2 separate regions of the Homo sapiens genome follow, and region 1 is linked to region 2. The links are chromatin loops, found by intact Hi-C in ENCODE. Cell type or tissue: HCT116. All regions are shown on one strand. Links, peaks and the distances in the headings refer to the core of each region. The heading gives the core; the rest is flanking DNA. Region 1 holds the start of HEMGN (hemogen). Region 2 has its middle 22 kb from the start of NANS.

Region 1 (4,398 bases), core at 86-4,085, 97 kb after region 2:
TTACTGGACTTAATCATCCCAGTAACTTTCTGAGGTAGATACCAATATTGTCCCCATGTTATAGATAGGTAAATTGACTCCAAGGCTATCTAACCTGCCTCAGGTCACTGAATTAGGGAATGTCAACACTGGAATTCAAACTCACTTCAATTCAATCTGAATCCAGAACACATATATTAATCCTGCATCTCCCAGACTGGCTTCCTGTATCAGGAGGTGCTCAGGGTTTCTTCTTTAGTTGAACCATAGTAGTCTGTGGCTCCTTGTCTTCACAAATGGGGTTACTGCTTGGAGATAGGATGGTTCCTTTGATTATTTCAACTTAATTTCTGGGATATAATGTGGTGATATTTTCATTAAGAAGTAATTTTTCACCTTCCCCTATATGAGTAACAATGGATTTCACTAGTTATCTTGAGTCACTTGCGAATGATTTGGTGAGCCAAAAAGGGTACAAAATTGCTGTGAAATTCTAATTTGGTTCTTTATGTCTATTTCTTAACTAAGTCTAACAGCATACACAGCAAAACTGTACATTATTTTGCAACAGATTAAGGTGAAAAAAGCTACATACAGGAAACCATGTAAGATTAATATATATCACACTTTCTAGAAACTTTTATATCTATTATTTTCACTTTCACAAGAACCGTATGAAGTAGGCAAGACAGGAATTATTTACCCATTTTGCAAATGCAGAGAGTCATAGAAAAGGGAGGTGACTTGCCCTGGGCCACTGAGCTGGTTGGGGCCTAGATTGTGTTCTTTCTACACTAGGCTACCTCCATCTGTAAAAAGGAACATCGGATCCAGACACTTCCTGGCAGATAGAACCAAAAGAGTGCTGACTAGAGGCTGTGCCATGCCAGGCTGTGGTCAGAGAGTTTCCCTGTATAAATAGCAACCTATGCTAGGGGTTGCTAGCACCAGCCATTTCCCCTACTCACACCTGTGCAGTGTGATAAAGATAGTAGAATTAGCCTGCAGTTGTGGTCCAACCAGATAAAACTTTTAGGCGGGAAGTCAAGTGACAGGCAAACTTGTGTGTGTGGTTTTTTTTTTTAAGTGTTAGATGTTTTTGATATTTTAAAAAAGCATCTAGGCTGCTTGTGGAAGTCAGACCAAAATAGCAGGAAGGTATTGCAGCAAGATGGATTTGGGAAAGGACCAATCTCATTTGAAGCACCATCAGACACCTGACCCTCATCAAGAAGAGAACCATTCTCCAGGTAATGAAAAATACCTTAAGAGCTGGTGGCTGTTGAGAAGAATTCGGGGTATGATAATTTTCTCTTTTCAATGGATCTGGCCAAAAAAAAAAAAAAAGGAAATAAATGAAAGCTAATGAGACTAGTTCATCCAATAATTTCATTCGATGGCTGTGGTAAAACAAGTGGATTCATACATTTCTATGGCAGCACAAATTTGGTCTAACGTTTGGAAAGAGATCTGGCAATAAGTGGTGAGAGCTATAATACTGCTTATTCTTTTGACTCACTAATCTCAGTCCTTGGATCTATCCTAAAGCAACATTTCTCAAAATGTTTTGTGGAAACTTAGGCCTTGAGATACCTTAAGACATTGTTTTAAATTTTTTTTGCTACATGGATCTCTTTGGCATTCTGATGAACCCAGAGACTCCTTCTTTGAATAAAATTTTTAAAGGCATAAAATTAAATATATAAGACTAGAAAGGGAATAATTACATTAAGATACAAATATCAAAATAAAAAATTATTATATAGTAATATATATGATTATTTATAGATTACAATATCCAGTGGTGGGTCTAATAATAGTATCAAGTCAAATAAGTCATAGCCAGTAGGTGATATTTTAAGGTATCTGCAACAACTATAATGTGATAAAAAAATATGTGATTTCTTTATAGGGACCAAGTCATATGCTGAGGGGGAGGGAGAGCATCAGGAAGAATAGATAATAGATGCTGGGCTTAATACCTAGGTGATGGGATGATCTGCACAGCAAACCACCATGGCACATGTATACCTATGTAACAAACCTGCATATCCTGCACATGAACCCCTGAACTTAAAATAAAAGTTGAAAAAAAAGTCATATACTGCCAAAACTACTGTGGTTTGTTATCTACATTCATAATTGAAGGAACTGTCAATTTTAATTAGAGGTTGGTAAAAATAAAGATATAATTTTTCCTATTAAGAACCCTTATCCCAAGAACAAGAGGCACCATGGTTCAAGGGGCATGCTCTATTCTTTAGAGGTCCCAGTGTGGATTTGTATCACTTCACAGGCTCTAGGAAGCTCTGCATCAAAGACTCATCAATTTTTCTCAACCTTAGACAGCAGCAGAAACTTTTTTGATCAAACCCTTAATTTTCCAAAGAACTTGAAAAAACACCGTTCTAAGGAAAAAATACCAAAGAAAAGCTATATGCAATGAATATGCTTATTATAATTTGATATACAAGGCAAAGATAACTAGCAACAATCTAAATGCTCAATCCAAGAGGAATGATTGGGTAAATGAGAGTACATCAACTAGACTATGTATCACATTGTCATTAAAATTATCATTATGAAGACTACGTCATGGAAAATAGTTCTAATATAACGCTAGCTTAATAAAAAGATTAAAATTGTGGTATGCTATTCTTACAACTTTGTGTAATATAAAGACTGGATAGAAGTGAGGAATAAAATGAAAACAAGTTATCATGTTAAAGACAGCAAAATATGGCTACTTTTTTCATTATTTGTACAATATATAAAATTACTTTGAAGAAATTAATAGGTTGGTAGCACACTTATGTACAAATACTATGTAGGAGTAGGTCTCTGACCTTTTCATTCAAAAACATTTGCTGAATGTCTGCTTCCAGGCTTTCTCTGGAGATACAAGGATAAATGAGATGCAGTCCTTGTCCTCAAAAAGCTAGGAGAAAAACCTAGAACAGAGACTCTGCCACTTGGCTACAGGACTTTTGCTGATAGACACCACAGTTCATCACTTTTTCTAATCACTTTCATTTTATTACAGAAGTCATTGGAACCTGGAGTTTGAGAAACAGAGAACTACTTAGAAAAAGAAAAGCTGAAGTGCATGAAAAGGAAACATCACAATGGCTATTTGGGTATGGTAGCATCACAAGGGAAAGGGAACTAATATATTTATTGAGGATGTTATGCATAAAGTAGTGCTGTGCACTTTACACACTGTATTTTATCTTTCCAACAATCCTGTAAATCAGACATGGTTATCCCTATTTTACAGAAAAACAGAGACTAAGCCTCCAGTGAGTTACACCTCTTGCCTAAAGTCACACACACAGCTGGTAAAATGGTGGGAACAGAATTTTTTCCCTGGTCTCTTTTAATTAAAGCACTGAGCAACCGAATTATATTGTAGAGAAGCCTGGCGTTTAGCTCCTAGGTAATATAAACATAGAAGCATCCTGTTGGGAGTGGGAAACATCATTGAAGAAGCCTCCAAGATTGTTCGCCAAGCTTTCTATTAGCTAAATCTTTACTGAATGAGTGTGATTAACTCTCCATGGAATAAGCCAAAACATTCGCTGTAAATGAGTGACAAAGAGTTTAGATAACCTGTATGTTCACCTGTATGTAAATGCAGGAAGGGGGTACAATAACATGACTGTAAATTAGGCGACATCTAATTGCATCCATTTCAAATATGATTGTGGAAACTGGGGACTTGCTTGCTTGGAAGGGGAGCCCAAAGAGCCAAAAGTGCAGCATCCATCTAAGCCAAAGTGTCTCCACCTTGGCACTGCTGACACTGGGGGCAGGAGAACTTCCTGTTGTGTGGGGGGCTGGCTTGTGCACTGCAGATGTTTTGTAGCATTTTCTGGCCTCTAGATGCCAACAGCACCTTCCACCCCAGCTGTGACAACAAAATGTCTCCAAACATTGTCAAAAGTCTTCTGGGGTGGGGTTGGGGGAAGACAGGCAAAATCATCCCCAGTTGAGAACCACTAATTTAAGCAAAGCACTCTTCCTAAGAAAGGGCATTTTCCAATCCCCAAACCCCGCTGTGGACTGAGCACTGTCTGTTCTGCTACAACAGATGTTTCTATAACACCAAGTTCACATACGATTGATAAATAGGAGAATGATGTCAGTATAATGTGGGGGTTGTGTTGGTTCATGATTTTTTCCTAGTCAGAAGAAAGCAGAATAGTGGGAAGAGAATTAAAGCTTTCAGCTGGAAAGAAAAAGCCTTCAGCTTGGCTGTTGTATAAGCAGGATTCTTTTCAGCCAGCATCCAGGGTTCCCTCCTCAGAGAGGCACAACACCAGCCTTGCGCAGCTCTCCATCAAGTGGCAGCTTGCACTTCCCTCCTGTGCCCAACTTAACGGCAACCCCGCTGGCTCAGAGCTCAGGTCTCAGCAGCTT
Region 2 (4,398 bases), core at 160-4,159:
ACCGAGTTTCACTCTTGTTGCCCAGGCTGGAATGCAATGGTGCGATCTGGGCTCACCGTAAGCTCTGCCTCCCGGGTTCAAGCAATTCTCCTGCCTCAGCCTCCTGAGTAGCTGGGATTACAGGCATGAGCCCCCAATCCCCCTGGCTAATACTGTATTTTCAGTAGAGATGGGGTTTCTCCATGTTGGTTAGGCTGGTTTTGAACTCCTAACCTCAGGTGATCCACCCATCTGAACCTCCCAAAGTGCTGGGATTACAGATGTGAGCCACCTTGCCTAGCATTTTTTTTTTTTTTTTTTTCAGATGGAGTCTCACTCTGTCACCCAGGTTGGAGTGTAGTGGCATGATCTTGGCTCACTGCAACCTCTGCCTCCCAGATTCCTGCGATTCTCCTGCTTCAGCTTCCCAAGTAGTTGGGAGTATAGGCACATGCCACCAGGCCTGGCTAATTTTCGTATTTTTAGTAGAGATGGGTTTTCACCATGTTGGCCAGGCTGGTCTCAAAATCTTGACCTCAGGTGATCTGCCTGCCTCGGCCTCCCAAAGTGCTGGCATTACAAGGACTTCTTTTTTTCTTTTTCTTTTTCTTTTTTTCTGTTTTTTTGAGACAGAGTCTCACTCTGTTGCCCAGGCTGGAATGCAATGGCACGATCTCTGCTCACTGCAACCTCCGCTTCCTGGGTCCAAGCGATTCTCCTGCCTCAGCTGGGATTACAGGCACATGCCACCACGCCTGGCTAATTTTTGTATTTTTAGTAGAGATGGGGTTTCACCATGTTGGTCAGGCTGGTCTCGAATTCCTGACCTCGTAATCCACCCACCTCGGCCTCCCAAAGTGCTGGGATTACAGCCGTGAGCCACCACACCCGGCCTACAAGGACTTCTTAATACCTAGTAGATGCCAATAAATATTTTCTGAATGAGCAAGTGCAGAAGAGAAAATATGACAGCGATGACTGAGGCGTAACTGACTTCATCTGTTCTCAGGCCACATTCTGCCCCTTGGGTGAACCTGACTGTTCCCTGAGTCGTCGCTGAAGTCAGCTTTCTGGCCAGTTCCTCAGAGGAAGAAGTGAAGCATGGAGCCACCCAAGCTGCCCAACCCCAGCTGCTGAGGGCCTGCCTCAGGTCCCATGGCCAAAGAACCTGCTTCTTCCAAGGCTGTCAGTTGTCCCATTTTCGGCACCCTTGCTGATCACACCCTCGCTGGTCACACCACCTACTTTCTGCTTCCCCAACCTTGGTTCTCATCCCTGTAACATAAGCATCATTTTTATGCTGACCCTGAGAGAGCAAACCCCCCATCACACTCTGGAGGGTGTGGGGGGTGAAAGTCAACACCTTCAGTCTCTGGTGGAGGCTTGTGACCTCTGACATCCCTCATTTGCCTCCGTTTTCCAGTGCACCCCACTGCTGCATCCACCAAAGCAGTTTCGAGTGCCTGCTTGCGTGCCTGGTACCACAGCAGGTGCTGGGGATAGAATGCGGAACAAAAGAGGCCTCCACGGTCCTTTTCCTGCAAACTGTAGTTTACAATAAAAGTAAACTATATTCACGTATAACTATATGGTCTTGAATTATGATGAGGGCAGTGAAGAAACTAATTGAGTGCCGCGTGAGAAATGAGGAAAGGGACCTTCTTTAGATGGGTGGCCAAGAGGAGTCTTTCTGATGAGTTGATGTTTTGGCTGAGACCCCCACCCCAAATGTCTTCCAAATGATAATAATCTCTTCCCTCACTGGGTCCCTATGGGGTCCTGGAACACTACAGTGTCCTGAGAAGTGCACAGGGTTTTGGATAATTCAGGCCGGGGTTCACCTCCCAGCTCTGTCCTTTCACGCAGAGGAACTTCTCAACGTCCTCCCCTGTGAAATGGAGACAGCCACCACCAGAGGGCAGTAGTGAGGACTACGTGAGAAGAGGTGTGTAAGGCCCCGTTGGCTCAGACCTGCCGAAACACTCAGGGAGGGGTCTCATTCCTGAGCCCCTGCTCCCATGCCTGTTTCCACCGCCCGCAACCTGCGGGGACCTTCCCACCCTCAGACCTCATCTTGACAGTTTATCCCTGTCACTGGCCTCATCCCTAGTTTGGCTGGTCCTGCCCCTCCCCGTACCCAGTTAGGACAGTTGGTCTGACGTGTCTCCACCTTCTCATCTCACCCTTAACTTCAAAGGGTCCCCAAAGCTTTCACAACTCTCACGCTTCTCCCTCACTGTCATTGGGAATCTCCTCCATTCTAGGGCTTCAAAATTTCCCCAGGTGCAGTGGCAGGAGGATCACCTGAGGTCAGGAGTTCGAGACCAGCCTGGCCAACATGGTGAAACCCCGTCTCTACTAAAAATACAAAAATTAGCTGGGTGTGGTGGTGGGCGCCTGTAGTCTCAGCTACTTGGGAGGCTGAGGCAGGAGAATCGCTTGAACCTGGGCGGTGGATATTGCAGTGAGCCAAGATCGTGCCATTGCACTCCAGCTTGGGCAACAGAGTAAGACCCTGTCTCGAAAAAAAACAAAAACAAAACAAAAAAAATCCGTATCTTCATGGGAGACCTTTCTCACCACACTGCTTCCTCATGGTCATCTCTGAAAACAACCCCAGGAACCAGAGCGCCCCATAGTAACTTGGGCTCCGCCGTGTGATACTGTCCCCGGAAGCTGACCAACCTGATGCAGACATGTGATAGAAGATCATCTCTGGGTCAATAAGCACATGAAAAGATGCTCAACATAGTTAACTATCAGGAAATGCAAACCAAACCCATGGTGAGATACCACTTCGCACTTGCTAGGATATTTAAAATTGGAAAGATAAATAATAACAAGGATGTGGATTTTTTTTTTTTTTTTTGAGACAGGGTCTCACTCTGTCACCCAAGCTGGAATGCAGTGGCACCTGCAGCCTTGAACTCCCAGGCTCAGTGATCCTCCCACCTCAGCCTCCTGAGTAGCTGGGGACCACAAATGTGTGCCACCCTGCCCAGATAATGTTTTTTGGTAGAGATGGGGTTTTGCCATGTTACCCAGGCTAGTCTCAAACTCCTGGGCTCAAGTCATCCTCCCACCTCAGCTTCCCAAAGTGCTGGGATTATAGGCATGAGACATTGTGCCCAGCCTTGATGTTTGGCTATCCTTCCAAAGCTCTATCAACCAGGTTCTCTTCTCTCACGATTCTCTCTGCTAATGATGACTCTGTAGCCCGGAAATCATGAGGAATGGCAAGTCCATAAACTTCTGCCAACTGAGTTGCCCAGAGCTGCCCAGTTTCAACTCTTTTGAGACCCTTCCTTGGATTTTCTGAATCACCCCATAACACCCCAATAAACCCATCATTTTGATTTGTATAGCCACACCCACTTCCCTCCAGCCCCACCCCCTCCCTAACCTCTGCCAACCACTAATATTTTCCATTTCTATAATTGTGTCATTTTAAGAGGGTTTTTAATAAACAGAACCATGCAGTTCTGTAACCTTTGGGGGCTGGCTTTTTTCCCTCAGCATGATTCCCTGGAGATTCATCCTGGTTGTTTTGTGTATGGGTAGTGTGTTCCTTTTTATTTATTTTTTATTTTATTTTAATTTTTTTGAGATGGAGTCTCACTCTGTTGCCTAGGCTGGCATGCAGTGGTGTGATCTCAATCACCACAACTTCTGTCTCCTGGGTTCAAGCGATTCTCCCGCCTCAGCCTCCTGAGTAGCTGAGATTACAGGCATGCACCACCATGCCCGGCTAATTTTTGTATTTTTAGTAGAGATGGGTTTCACCACGTTGGTCAGGCTGGTCTCGAACTCCTGACCTTAAGTGATCCACCCGCCTCAGCCTCCCAAAGTGCTGGGATTACAGGCGTGAGCCACTGTGCCTGGCACATGTTTCATTTTTATAAGAAACTGCCAAACTGTTTTCCAGAGTGGCTGTATGATTTTACATTCTCACCAGACATATATAATTGATCAGTTTCTCTGCATTCTCACTAGCATTTGGTGTTGTCCTTATTTTTCATTTTTTCCATTCTGAGAGGAGTGCAGTGATATCTCATTGTGATTTTAATTTGCATTTCCCAAATGGCTAATAATAATGTTGAACATCTTTTCATGTGCTTATTTGCCTTCTGTATATCCTCTTCAGTGAAATCTCTTCATGTCTTTTGCCCATTTTCTAATTCTATTCTTGTTTTTTTGCTGTTGAGTTTTGAGAGTGCTTCATATTTCTAGTTACTAGTCCTTTTGTCAGGTATGTGGTTTGCAAATATTTTCTCCCAGTCTGTAGCTGTAGCTTGTCTTTTTATCCTCTTTACAAGGTCTTTTGCAGAGCAAAAGCTTTTAATTTTGACAAAGTCCAATATATAAATGTTTCCTTTTATGAATCATGTTTTGGGGGCTAAGTTTAAGAGCTCTTTGTCT

Evidence for each region. A loop is a pair of places that touch in the nucleus more often than their neighbours do. Peaks named below come from ENCODE experiments on the same cell type or tissue, not always from the same donor. Only the 100,000 strongest peaks of a DNase experiment are listed, where the experiment ranks them.
Region 1: it touches region 2 in a loop (2.7-fold over the local background); 97 of 110 quality-filtered maps call a loop at or near these places.

The regions. Positions count from the first base shown.
Region 1 is chr9:97,934,889-97,939,286 of GRCh38, reverse strand. HEMGN (hemogen) reads left to right here and starts at 1,115. Exons shown (of 4, transcript NM_197978.3): 1 at 1,115-1,229; 2 at 3,023-3,116. The coding sequence starts at 1,151. In HCT116, for the core only: no CTCF peak of the experiment used is centred there; no DNase peak of the experiment used is centred there; H3K27me3 peaks cover 1,280 bases.
Region 2 is chr9:98,032,404-98,036,801 of GRCh38, reverse strand. It overlaps a transcript of TRIM14 not described here. Among named protein-coding and RNA genes, the nearest start is that of NANS, 22 kb to the left of the region's middle. RefSeq lists enhancers at 628-767, 848-917, 96-1,295, 1,888-1,997. In HCT116, for the core only: a CTCF peak has its summit at 1,893 (motif pointing right); a DNase peak (open chromatin) is centred at 1,881; H3K4me3 peaks cover 292 bases; H3K27ac peaks cover 262 bases.